Linked DNA regions of Homo sapiens: region 1 is linked to region 2. Evidence: chromatin contacts called from ENCODE Hi-C data. All regions are on one chromosome and are shown on one strand. Each heading gives the region's core, a stretch centred on a gene start or an enhancer-like site at or near the end of the contact. The rest is flanking DNA. Distances are from core to core; before and after follow the strand shown.

Region 1 (6,353 bases), core at 3,854-6,353, 1.8 Mb before region 2:
GAAACCATTCCTCTCAATCTCTCCCCGCAAGTCCCCAAATCATTTGTGGAAGTGTTGATATGTGACAGGCATTGTGCTATGCACTTTACGTAATTACTCACAAAAACCAGAGAGGTGGGAATTATTATTCCCATTTTATAAGTGAGGAAATGGAGATTGTAAGACCATGAGATAGTCATTTACCATTTTGAGTCCATTTCCCTGAGTGTAAAATAAGTGGAGGTGTCTAGTTGCCATTAAAGACCTTTCTTACTCAATGATTCAAAACAAGCTTAGATTTGATCACCTAGACCTTGAAAGGCTCATGATTTTCCTCCAAACTCAGATGGCCCCTCATCCATCTCAAGCATCATTTATGTGCTCACAGAAACACAAAACCACATTTACTAGACCCAGCACTGTCTTGAAGAGCTCTCACAATCTATACTCCAAACATGGTGGTTGTTAAAACACATCATTTTCCTATGGAGACATCATGGGCTACCTTAGAACAAATAGCCAAAGATATAAGAAAGTTATCATAGAGTGAAATCACCACAATCCCCACTTCCAGAAGCAGCCCTCCCTCCCAGAAGTCAGGAATTGGTACCAGGATACAGACATAGCCATTTTCTCTCCATTCATGTAGCTAGGGCCAGAGCTGCTGGTTCCCAGCTAGGTGGCATGAAAGTTCCCTGAGGGCTGGGCTAGGGCCAAAACATGGAGATTCATTATGATCAGAAGGGAGTCACCCCATGGTATTTAAGGATGATCATAACATCATCACCCATCACCCACCATACATTTACAAAGTACTTACTATGTACATGGCACAACAGCTAACCTAGGTCACTTGCTGAAGAGGCCAAGTTTTTCTTTTCCTAACAGTCAAAATCATGAAGCTGAATATGGCTTTAACAACTTCAGGCAAGATCCTAGGGACCACACAGGGTGTCTGTAGAAGGAAAGTACATGGGAGACTCTTCTGCATAGGTTGGGTAAGAGATCCTAAGAGCAAGTGATGGACATGTCGGGATCATGACTTAAAAGAGATGGTGCCTAGTTGTAGCCATTTTTTTTAAACCTATTGTCCATTTGGTAGAACCAGTTGTATTAATTTTCTAGGGCTGCCATAACAAAACACTATAGACTAGATGAAGTCTAGAGAACAGAAATTTATTTTCTCAAAGTTCTGGAGATTGAAAGTCCAAGACCTCAGTGCTGATGAGACTGGTTTCTCCTGGGATCTCTCTCCCTGGTTTGCAGATGGCCACCTTCTCAGTGTGCCTTTGCGTGGCCTTTTCTCTGTGCACATGTGCTCCTGACGAGTCATCTTCTTATAAGGATACTATTCATATTGGATTAGGGCTCCACCTTAATGACCTAACTTAATTTTCCTTTTTTTTTTTTCTTTCTTTCTTTTTTTGAGACAGAGTCTTGCTCTGTTGCGCAGGCTAGAATGCAGTGGCATGATAATCTTGGCTCAATGCAACTTCCTCCTCTCCGGTTCAAGCAAGTCTCATGCCTCAGCCCCCTGAGTAGTTGGAATTACAGGTGCACACTACCCCACCCAGCTAATATTTTGAATTTTTAGTAGAGACGGGGTTCCTCTATGTTGGCCAGGCTGGCCTCAAACTCCCAGCCTCAAGCGATCTGCTTACCTCGGCCTCCCAAAGTGCTGGGATTACAGGCGTGAGCCACCGTGCCTGGCTAATTATTCTTTTATTGAGACAAGGTCTTGCTATGTTGCTCAGGCTAGCCTCGAACTTCTGAGCTCAAGCAGTTCTCCCACCTCAGCCTCCCAAGTAGCTGGGGCTACAGGTGCTCACCACCACTTCTAACTAAGGCACTATCTCCTAATACAGTCACATTCTAAGATCCTGGGGGCTAGGGTTTCAATATATGAATTTGGTGAGTCCATAACACCAGTATTTGCCCTTCCCAAAGTTACAGACATAGATAGTCCCAGTGTGTTCTAAATTTCCGAGGGTTTTTTTGTTCTGTTTTGTTTTTTTCCACAAAGTTCTCTACCTCCTGTCCCAATTTAGCACTTTCTCAATGTAAATCACAGGGATGGTTGGCTAGATCTACTTTTCTTTATTATTATTACCACCTACATCTGGGGATTACAAAGATTTTTAAGGCTGGGATTAAGAAGCAACTAGTTGGCTTCCAGCCAGGTCTGGGCAGCTTTCCATAAGCTATCCAAACTGCTCCTATTTACCAAGTCTTCAGAGTCAAAGAGGAGTTATATAGTAGATAGTGGAGCAGGGAAACGTGAAAGGAGAAGAAAAAAGTACATCTATGCCCAGAAATGCCTTGTCATGGGTCCGTCTCCATTCTTTATAAGACATTTCCTGTGTTACAACACATCGGATTAACAAAGCTAGACACAGGCAACATGGAGGAGAAACTGTTCTGCAAAGGAATCCGGTTTCCTTTCAACATTCAGTTTCATTTTCACTGGCAGAACACCAGCCACACAGACACGCACACACAGACCCTGGGCCCTGACTGACATTTCAAACACCCCCGTTCCAAATGTGTTTATATATTTTTCCAGCCAGAAAAAAAGCCCCAAATTTAAACAAAGTCATTTCCCAAACCACCAGCTGTCTCCTTAATGAATTTTGTTTTTTGGACTTAGTCACAAGCAACCCTTTCTGACCCACTTATTCATTCAATAAATAATGAGTACCTCCCCAGGCTTGGGGATATAAGGCCATAAGCTTGGGAGGGATACAAATAAGTTCTGATAAATGGTATCTACTTCAGCCCTCTACACTAAGTGCAGTGCTGGGTGCCTTAAATACTTGGGAAGGTGTTATTATCTCCACTGTACAATGAAGAAGCTGAGGCGAAAAGAAATTCAAAAGCCAAAGTTAAGCTGGGTGTGGTGGTTGCTTTGGGAAGCAGACAAGGGCAGATCACTTGAGGTCAGCAGTTCAAGACCAGCCTAGCCAATATGGTGAAACCCTGTCTCTACCAAAAAATACAAAAATTAGCCAGGTGTGGTGGTGGGTGGCTGGTGTAATCCCAGCTACTAGGGATGCTGAGGCAGGCGAATCACTCGAACCTGCGAGGAGGTTGCAGTGAGCAGAGATCACCTCACTGTACTCCAGCTTAGGCGACACAGCAAGACCATGTCTCAAAAAAAAAAAAAAGCCAAGGTTACAATGGGCCTTGGAAATGTCAATGGAAGTGTCAAGCCCAGAAGCCAAGTCATTGGGTCAGTGCCCTTTCTACTATCAGAGGATCTTAACCTGGACCCAAAAACTTAGATGGAAAAGTATTTTACATCTTTATTTTTACGGATATTTAATATTTACATCTTTTATTTCTCTAGTATCTAACTGAAATTTAACATTTACTTCAATTATGTATGTAGCCAACAAACCACAGCAGTATTGGCAATACTAAGACTTTGTCACCAATAGAAATCACAGATATTGGCCGTGCGCAGTGGCTCATGCCTGTAATCCCAGAACTTTGGGAGTCCAAGGTGGGCGTATCACAAGGTCAAGAGATCGAGACCATCCTGGACAATATGGTGAAATCCTGTCTCTACTAAAAATACAAAAATTAGCTGGGTGTGGTGGCACACACCTGTAGTCCCATCTACTCGGGAGGCTGAGGCAGGAGAATCACTTGAACCCAGCAGGCGGAGGTTGCATTGAACCGAGATCGCGCCACTGCACTCCAGCCTGGTGACAGAGTGAGACTCCGTCTCAAAAAAAAAAAAAAAAGAAGAAAGAAATTACAGATATTTTCTTATATTACAAGTATTACCTATATCTTGAAATAATTGTTTATGTTCTTTACTACTTCAAAATTATGGTAACTATTTAATCCACTGCTAGATCTTGTTATTTAATAACCTTGTTATTAAATAACGCATTCGTTTTTTAAAGACATATATATTACCATATCATAAATTCTTTTAATGTTTTGACATGTGTTTTGCAATTGGTTTCCTTTATAATACTCTTCCTTTTGTTTTATACCTTTAAAAAAGCATTGTTCTGGTCCAGCGCGGTGGCTCACTCGTGTAATCCCAGCACTTTGGAAGGCCGAAGTGTGCGGATCATTTGAGGCCAGGAGTTCGAGACCAGCTGGGCAACATGGTGAAACCCGCCTCTACTACAAATACTAAAATTAGCCAGGTGTGCTGCGCCTGTAATCCCAGTTACTCGGCAGGCTGAGGCAGGAGAATCGCTTGAACCCGGGAGGTGGAGGTGGCAGTGAGCCGAGATCGCGCCACTGCACTCCAGCTTGGGCGACAGAGCAAGACTCTGTCTCAAAAAAAAGTATTGTTCTGAGAGTCTTTAGCCTTCCCAGAAATGCCAAAGGGGTGCACAGCACAAAAATGGAACAGAGCCCTGCATTATAGCAATGGGCAGCGCAGGCAAAGCCAGGGGCTCTGTTCAGCGTCTTTGAGCAAAAAGCCAGGTTGGAATTTTGATAAATAAAAGAGACAGATGAAGAGGAAAGGAAATGAGCCCAGATTCCACCAGAAGACCCCTTCTCCCTTTCCACCAATTCCTGTTCAGCAGGTGCCCTAAATCCTCTCCCCTTCAGGTTTCAGCTGCAGCCGACCCCTCGAGCGCCCCCTCTGTCCCACGCGCAGTGTCGGTGGATGACTGTGTCAATCCCTGGCCCCCGGACGCCGAGCACCCACTCCCGCTCCAGGACGGTGCCGAGTGACAGTCAACAGGTGGAAGGCGCCAGAAACGTCCACACACCAAGACCACGGATACTTCGGTTTTTAAGCACCCCTCGCGGGTTGGCCTCTCCGCGGCCCTGAGGCTCTGACACTCTGAGAAGGAAGCAAGAGTCCCAAGACCCGGGTTCCAGACAAGGGCAGCAAGAGCTGCAGGTGTCCGGAGTTGAGGAAGCAAAGTTTGGGGCGCGGCGCACCGGGTCTGCGGAGTCCCAGCTGCGGAAACCGAGTTAAGCTAACAAACAGCCTCAGTGGTGGTCGCTGTCCCCGCCCAGTCTCCCTCCGCTGGCCCAGGGCCAAAGATCGGCCGCGGATGCCTCTTACCCGGGCGTGAGCGGAGCCTTCGGTCACTGCGTTGGCGCAGCAAAAACCTTCGCTCCCTTCTGGGTCTCAAGGCCTGGACTGGGGCCCCGCCCGCCTGCCATCCGGGCGGAGGCTGGAGGCGGGGAAAGCGAGGCTCCCCCCAGGAAAGGTCCCGAAAAGTCCCGCCGTGCCCCGCCCGGCGCCGCAGCCCAGGCACCATGGTCAGTGAACACACCAGGGCGTTGAGCGCTCACGGGGCACAGAACCAGGAACAAGCGTCCATCCGGCCTGGGGTGCTGCCGGCTGGACAGACTCGCCCCTTGCGCGCCCTGAAGGGCGGCCCCGCAGGCTGGGGCGCACAGGCGGAGGACACCGAGGCCACCTGACGCTTCCGCCCCTGGGTGCCAACAGCGTTTTGTAATCAGGGCAGGCAAAAGCGGAGGCGGGGCGCTGTGCAGAGAGGCTCTGGCTGTTCCCACTGGGTCCTCCTATGTGCCCTGGGCTTCTCACCGGGTTCACACAGCTGCCCAGAAACACAGGTATTCCCGCGCTCATTTCACAGAGAAGGTGACCGAGGTTCAGCTTTGGTGTGCGCTGGAGCCCTTCCTTCAAAACGCGCAGGCAGGGGTAAGCTGGCTTCCAGCCACTGGCCTCCACAGTGTCCCATCCCATATTCATGACTGGACATTTTCAGTTGGCGGCTCTTTCCAGGTTGATGTAAAGTCTCAGTGAGTGGTTCTCCACCATATCAGATTCAGTAACCCTTTTTACAATAAATACAGGGTGTCCCAAAAGTCTCATAACCTGAGAAGTGCAAGTGCTAGAAGCTTTCAAAAAAACAAACAAAAATAAACCCTTGAAAGTTTGAGTTTCTTTTACACTTATTTGGTTTTATGAATTTTGAATATATATATATATATATATATATATAGTTGTTGTTGTTGTTTTTTGAAACAGAGTCTCACTGTGTTGCCCAGGCTGGAGCGCAGTGAGTAGAGCAATCTCGGCTCACTGCAACATCTGCCTCATGGGTTCAACCAATTCTGGTGTCTCAGCCTCCTGAGTAGCTGGGACTACAGGTGTGTGCCACCATGCCCGGCTAATTTTTGTATGTTTCAGTAGAGATGAGGTTTCACCATGTTGGCCAAGCTGGTCTCAAACTCCTGGCCTCAAGCGATCTGCCCTCCTGGGCCTCCCAAAGTGCTGGGATTACAGGCGTGAGCCACCATGCCCAGCCTTGAATATTATTTTTTTAAATGTTTTCAACTGATACTTTCTATCTTTAATCAAAGAGACTGACTGTATCTATGGCAAAATCATCATGAACAATACAATACAAACGCAGACTGTA
Region 2 (6,777 bases), core at 4,278-6,777:
GAAAATTAGGCATAGTTGCATGCACCTGTAGTCCCAGCCACTCAGGAGGCTGAGGTGAGAGCATCGTTTGATCCTGGGAGGTCAAGGCTTCAGTGAGCAGTAGTGACCCCACTGCACTCCAGCCTGGACATCAGGACATCAGAATGAGACGCTGTCTCAGGGAAAAAAAAAAAAAAAAAGGAGAAATACAACAAAGGAAAAAGAATATCATCTCGGCCGGGCGCAGTGGTTCACACCTGTAATCCCAGCACTTTGGGAGGCCAAGGTGGGCAGATCGCAAGGTCGGGATATCGAGACCATCTGGGCTAACACGGTGAAACTCCGTCTCTATTAAAAATACAAAAAATTAGCCGAGTGTGGTGGCATGCACCTGTAGCCTCAGCTACTCGGGAGGCTGAGGCAGGAGAACTGCTTGAACCTGGGAGACGGAGGTTGCAGTGAGCCAAGATCGCGGCAGTGCACTCCAGCCTGGGCAACAGAGCGAGAGTCCGTCTCAGAAAAAAAAAAAAGAATGTCATCTCTTCAACTAGATGTAAGCTCTTGAAGAAAGGCTCAATACCCTCTGCTTTCTCTGTATCCCTTATTGTAGAGTTTAATAAATTTGTGGTTTGAATATATAGGAAATAAAGCCACAAGATTGATAAGATTTTTTTTATACAGGATGAGGATGAAGAAGTATACAAGAGAGATTTCAGCGCTCCTACCCTGGAGGATCATTTCAATAAAACCATTCTTCCTAAAGTCATGCAGGTATGGGGAACCTTAATAACATGACAGAGAAAAGTGATGTATTGATAGCTGAGGCATGGTTTGTTTGGTGGTATAACTCATCATCCATCCTTCCCTCAGGTCAAGAACTTTGGACGCTCAGGTCGCACCAAATACACTCACCTTGTGGATCAAGATACCACCTCCTTTGACTCAGCTTGGGGCCAAGAGAGTGCCCAGAACACAAAGTTCTTCAAACAAAAGGCAGCTGGGGTACGAGATGTATTTGAGCGGCCATCTGCCAAGAAGCGGAAAACTACCTAGGGTCCAACTGCTTATTCTTCCAACTGTGGAACACAAGGGGAGTCTCAGCATCTGGTCCTTGATTTGGTTTTTTCATTGTTTCCTTGGCCCCTGTATCCAGATATTGGACTTACTGCTATACTTGTGATACTGGGTAGCCCAGACTTTGAAGGTGCTTTGTGAGGTTTGGACTCATGCTGAGAAACCCACAGGAAAGCACTGTCCAGGTAGGATTAGAGGCTTCCCACTTAAAACTATTTCTGAGAAATCTTAGGTTTTATCACTGCTATGGTTTCCCATATTTACTTGGGACTGTTCTGACTTTCTTTTTCCAGCCCTTAGCTTGGGTTAGAAAAGTGGACATGTAAGTGAACAATGCATTACTTCTACCTTAGGTTTAGGAGTAATATACCCGGAAATCTAAGCTCATGGAAACATGTTTTCCATTTTTGCTTGGAGTCCGTTTTTCTAGTTGTACATACTTTTTGATCCATATATGTGTGCATGTCAAGAAATAAAAGAATCACACAACAAGGAGATTTTTAGCATGATACTGGAAATAAAATGTCCAAGCTGACAAGTATTAATTGCCTATTAAAGTAAAAGATAACAATTGTCAGGCAGAAGGTGTTTCACATTTTGATAATTCCCTTTGATCTCAGAAACAAGCTCAGGTACTAGCTTGGCTTTAGGTAGCATCTGGATTTATTCCATGACCAAATACAGATGTTTTTGAGAAGACCAAGGTCTTCTCACATCCTTTAAATGTCCCACTGGAAGAATCAAATAGTTTAGTGTCGTACGATAAAAATGAATGCAAATAATTACTATGAGGTGGTAAATACATAAAGATGAACACAGGTACAAGTCACTGTTGTGTGGGATACAATCTAAGAATTATCCTAGAGTCAGAATGAGGGTAAGGCCTTGAAACTCTTGGAGAAATGTCTGTAATTGCCATTTGAGTGTCCTTACAGCAGACTCAGGGGCCGTTGCAGGGTTTTTTTTTTGTTTGTTTGTTTGTTTTAAAGAGACGGCTCTGTTGCCCAGGCTAGAGTGCCTCAGCCTCCCGAGTAGCTGGGACTACAGGCGCCTGCCACCATGCCTGGCTAATTTTTGTATTTTTAGTAGAGACGGGGTTTCACCATGTTAGCCAGGATGGTCTTGATCTTCACTTCGCGATCCGCCCGCCTCAGCCTCCCAAAGTGCTGAGATTACAGGCGTTGAGCCACTGTGCCTAGCTGGGGCCGTCACAGTTTTATAGTTGAGGAAACTAGTTCAACATGTGTGAGTTGGTCCAAGCTGATTTTTTTTTTTTTTTTTTTTGAGATGGAGTTTCACTCTTGTTGCCCAGTCTGGAGTGCAGTGGCGCGATCTCTGCTCACTGCAACCTCCTGGGTTCAAGAGATTCTCCTGCCTCAGCCTCCCTAGTAGCTGGAATTACAGGCGTCCACCACCACACCCAGCTAATTTTTTTTTGTACTTTTAGTAGAGATGGGGTTTCACCATTTTGGCCAGGCTCGTCTCAAACTCCTGATCCCAGGTGATCCACCTGCCTCGGCCTCCCAGAGTGCTGGGATTATAGGCATGCGCCACCACGCCCGGCCCTGATTAACCTTTAAAGTAAAATTACCTTCTCTCTAGGATAGGAAATGGCATGTAGAATGTATTATGGCTTAGAATTTGAATACCAATCAAAACCTTTCATAGGTTTTTTTCGTTTTGAGACAGTCTTGCTCTGTCGCCCAGGCTGGAGTGCAGTAGCACAATCTCAGCTCACTGCAGCCTCAACCTCCCAGGCTCAAGCAAATCCATCTCAGCCTCCAGAGTATCTGGGACCACAGACAGGCACATGCCACCATGCCTGGCTTTTTTTTTTTTTAATTTTAGTAGAGACAAGGTCATGCTATGTTGCCCAGGCTGGTCTGGAAATCCTGACCTGACACAGTCCTCCCAGCCCAGCCTCCCCAAAGTGCTGGGGTTACAGGCATGAGTCACCACACCTGGCCCAACCTTTGATATCTTCTAGTCTTACCATGTTCTAACCCTCAGGTACCTAAATTCTTTTTTTGGTGGTGGGGGGAGCGCGGTAGAGACGAAATCTCACTGTGTTGCCCAAGCTGGTCTCAAACTGCTGGGCTCAAGTGATCGTCTTGCCTCAGCTTCCCAAGGTGTTGGGATTACAGGCATGAGCCACCATGCCTGGCCCCTAAATTCTTTTTTGTTGTTTTGTTTTTGAGACAGTCTCGCTCTGTCACCCAGGCTGGAGTACAGTGGCACAATCTCAGCTCACTGCAACTTCCGCCTCCCTGGTTCAAGCAATTCTTCTGCTTCAGCCTCCTGAGTAGCTGGGACTACAGGCATGCACCACCACGCCTGGCTAATTTTATTTTTTTTGTATTTTTAGTAGAGACAGGGTTTCACCATGTTGGCCAGGCTTGTCTTCAACTCCTGACCTCATGATCCGACTGCCTCAGCCTCCCAAAGTGCTGGGATTACAGGTGTGAGCCACTGTGCCCGGGCTTTTTTTTTTTTTTTTTTTTTTGAGATGGAGTTTCACTCTTTCCCCCAGGCTGGAGTACAGTAGTACAGTAGTGTGATCTCAGCTCACTGCAACCTCTGCTTTCCAATTTCAAGCGATTCCTGCCTCAGCCTCCAGAATAGCTGGGATTATAGGCGCCCACCACCATGCCCAGCTAATTTTTCTATTTTCAGTGGAGACGGGGTTTCACATGTTGGCCAGGCTGGTCTTGAATTCCTGACCTCGTGATCTACCTGCCTCGACCTCCCAAAGTGCTGGGATTAGAGGTGTGAGCCACAGCACCCAGCCAAATTATTTTTTTTTAATCACTCAAAATCAAGCATGTTGTAGGTACCAAAATTCTAACTCAAGGTGGCCTATGAACTGGGTTCATAACCTACATCTATCTATATATATAGTGGCTCCTAGGCAGGTAGCTGGCCTTTTAGATATTCATAAGCTGTCTTGGAGACACATGCCATTTGAGTACAGTAACTCTGCTGAGACTCCAGATGTACCTTGAATACTGTTGAGAGCTAGTCAGATGAATGAGACTGGCCTGCCACCTAGCATCTGCACATGAGGTATTCTTCTACACTGATTTTTCATACAGGTGTGCTAGATTTTAATGGGTCACTTAAATTCAGTTAGTCTCCAACATATAAATTCTCCACAACATAGGATATAGTATACACTCTACTTGACCCAAGATGATAAAACTGAAAAAGACAAAAAAAAATTTTATTGCCATAAATTAATCCAGTAGGTATATTTGAGAAAGCACGCATCAGTTGGTTAGGGCAATAAGCGCCTCTACCACGTTGCCCATGTGTTCCCGCAAACTGCGTTCTGCTGCTGCTCGAGATATCTCCATCTCAGTCATCTGCAGAAAAAAATCATGTTACATAGGTTCCCAGGCATTAATGTGCCACCAAATATACTGACTCCGCTTGTTTCAGGAAACAACCCAAATTAAGCAGAATAGCCTCCCCTCCGCATACACTAGTTAGGCACTACCACTCACTATTAGCTCCAGATCTTCCTTCTTGATAGTGACTTTTGCCAGTTCTTTCTCCCTGCAAAAATATTTAAATATATTAGTCCTCATTCTCAACCAACACCATAAACTCCCAGGAAGGGTCATTCCCAGAAGTGCCCTGTAAATAAATCTTGATAAACCCTTGATTGAAAATAAAAACTCCCACTAATACTCCTTTCCCCTGGAGTCTTGGCAGCAGGTGTTGCCAGGAGGCCTTCTGCTAACAAGAGTAAAGTTGTGGCGCCTAGATCTGCAGGAATTGGTGATAAATTTGAAGAACGGTATAAAGGCTTAATAATGGTTTTTATTTTTGTCTGGGGACCGGGGAGGGAAGAACTGTTAAAGTTGGCTGCCCCTGAAGACTTACCGCTCCTGTTTGGCTTTCTGCTCCCGGGACCTTCTGTCTCCAATCACAGACATGGCCTATGGGAAAGGCAGGTCTAGTTACTGCACCGCTACCCACAATTCCCAATAATCTAAAAGGCCAACAAAACAAGCGGTTCATGCATGGATTCACGATGACAAGTGTTACCAGGTAGCAAGGACTATGTTTAATTCCATTCTATGCACCTGAGGTCCCCTTAAGCCCACTATCAAGCTCCTTTAGGCAAGCGGCGCGCTCCGGTGACCGCTGTTTCCCTCGGCTCTACCCTATTGCCTCCTCCTGCCAACGGGATCAGAACCCCGTCTTGGAGCGCTGGCTTCCAGCTACAGCCTCAGAGCCCCCCTCTGCTCTCAGCCCGCCCCGACATGCTCTTGGCCAACCTTACCGTCTCCAGATTGGAACTCTGGATCTCCTTCTCCTCTGCATAGTCGGTGACCCGCTCCAAGTCCGCCGCACCGCTGTCATGTTTCCGTGGCTTCTCCGGAGGCCGCTCTGGTCCACTGGTCTCAGTCTCCAACTCCAGCTCCACATCCCCCTCGGTCGCCATATCTATTTCACCACGCCGCCGCATAAGCCCCACCTCACGCCGACTTCCGGCAACTGACACAGCTTCCGCCCGGGGAGGAGGCGGGGCTGGCCCTGGGCCACACCTTCTTTCTGCTCCAGTTCTAGAAGCTTCAGGGAGGAAGGCGGTTCGTCTCTCAGACTTCCTTTCGGGTTTGTACAGTGTTTTGTGCGAGGCCTTCTCTCAGACCTAACCCGACACCGCTCCAGCCCACCCCACCGATATCCTTAACCACCTCATAAACTAGGAATAGTCCCCTCAACACATAAACACGCACCCACCCACCTCAGGGAACTCCGTTCAACCTGAATGACGTCTAATCCTAAACCAATAAAGAATGCTAATCCACAGGGGGCCAGATAGACAAACTGCCCCCTAATCTGGAGAGAACAGCCTGAGTGGCCGCAGTGTTGAGGCCCTAAGGACAAAGCTCCTTCACAGGGCATTTGCATTTACCGCAACCTGGAGGTCAGTGTTCTCTTCCGGACGTCTCCATTCTGCCCGGGACCGGGTGCTCAGCCCCAACACAGTGGCAGTCCAATGGGCTGAGGACAGAAGCAACTGCTGCTCTCATCTGCCTTCCATCTGGTGGACCTAAGCCTAATCCCTGGGACAAGGATGGTGGGTGCCAAGGCCGGCCCCAGCCCCGGCACCTCCCTGGGCCTGGCACAGCAGCACAGCGGAGGCAGCAGTGTCCTAGTGAAAAGTCCCTTCTGTCAGGTGAGAGGGTGCGAAGGGGAGAGTGGCCGAAGCTGGGGAGGAAGACGTGCAGAAGCCAATAAAAACGACAGGCCTCTTTTCTCCTCTAATGTCGTTCTGGTTCGTTGCCCCAGGTATAATCTGTAAATCTCTCCCGCCATGTTTCCAGCCCCAGGTGTTTAGGTCGAGAGAAAGGTCAGATATCTCAAGCCTGCTTATAATGAAAGCCCTACTAAGTTGTCAGTGGGCGGCAATCCCAAATGGCTGGAATCAGCTTGAAACAGAACCTGAGTAAAAGGAAGAAAGGGGAAGGGGAAATTTTGGAATTCAACCTCCTGGGTTAACCTCACACATACATTAACGTATGCCTTTCCTCAGCAAGTCTCCACCTCGCTGCCTTGCATCTGCTCTACTCCCAGGTGTGCTGCTGTGGGCCTGCTCCTTGTGCCAGCTGCTGCCACTCTAGGTGGCCCTCTCTCACCGCATCCACTTGCAGCCGCCTGTTCTACATCCTCCTCCATGTGGGGGCCTCAGCAATCTGCTGCCTCCTGCTGTCA

Evidence for each region. A loop is a pair of places that touch in the nucleus more often than their neighbours do. Pooled maps may share reads with other maps.
Region 1: a loop to region 2 is called in a pooled map, with 13 times the contacts of the local background. The contact joins the promoter of SQOR here to the promoter of HYPK in region 2. A Hi-C loop is called at or near these places in 1 of 37 single-sample maps with no recorded cell type and 5 of 50 pooled maps.

What each region holds. Positions count from the first base shown.
Region 1 is chr15:45,633,779-45,640,131 of GRCh38, reverse strand. It overlaps SQOR (sulfide quinone oxidoreductase), which reads right to left and starts at 5,103. Exons shown (of 10, transcript NM_021199.4): 1 at 5,024-5,103. RefSeq lists enhancers at 2,333-2,392, 2,423-2,502, 4,332-4,381, 4,412-4,501, 4,964-5,959 and a silencer at 4,982-5,151.
Region 2 is chr15:43,799,349-43,806,125 of GRCh38, reverse strand. It overlaps HYPK (huntingtin interacting protein K), which reads right to left and starts at 5,527. Exons shown (of 4, transcript NM_016400.4): 1 at 5,342-5,527; 2 at 4,939-4,994; 3 at 4,557-4,608; 4 at 1,699-4,415. The coding sequence starts at 5,503. The coding sequence ends at 4,320. It overlaps SERINC4 (serine incorporator 4), which reads left to right and starts at 5,906. Exons shown (of 12, transcript NM_001258031.2): 1 at 5,906-6,241; 2 at 6,640-6,777. The coding sequence starts at 6,140. It overlaps SERF2-C15ORF63 (SERF2-C15orf63 readthrough), which reads right to left. Exons shown (of 6, transcript NR_037673.1): 3 at 5,342-5,631; 4 at 4,939-4,994; 5 at 4,557-4,608; 6 at 3,537-4,415. MFAP1 (microfibril associated protein 1) reads left to right here. Exons shown (of 9, transcript NM_005926.3): 8 at 661-750; 9 at 850-1,634. The coding sequence ends at 1,032. RefSeq lists enhancers at 5,251-5,500, 5,408-6,108, 6,109-6,777.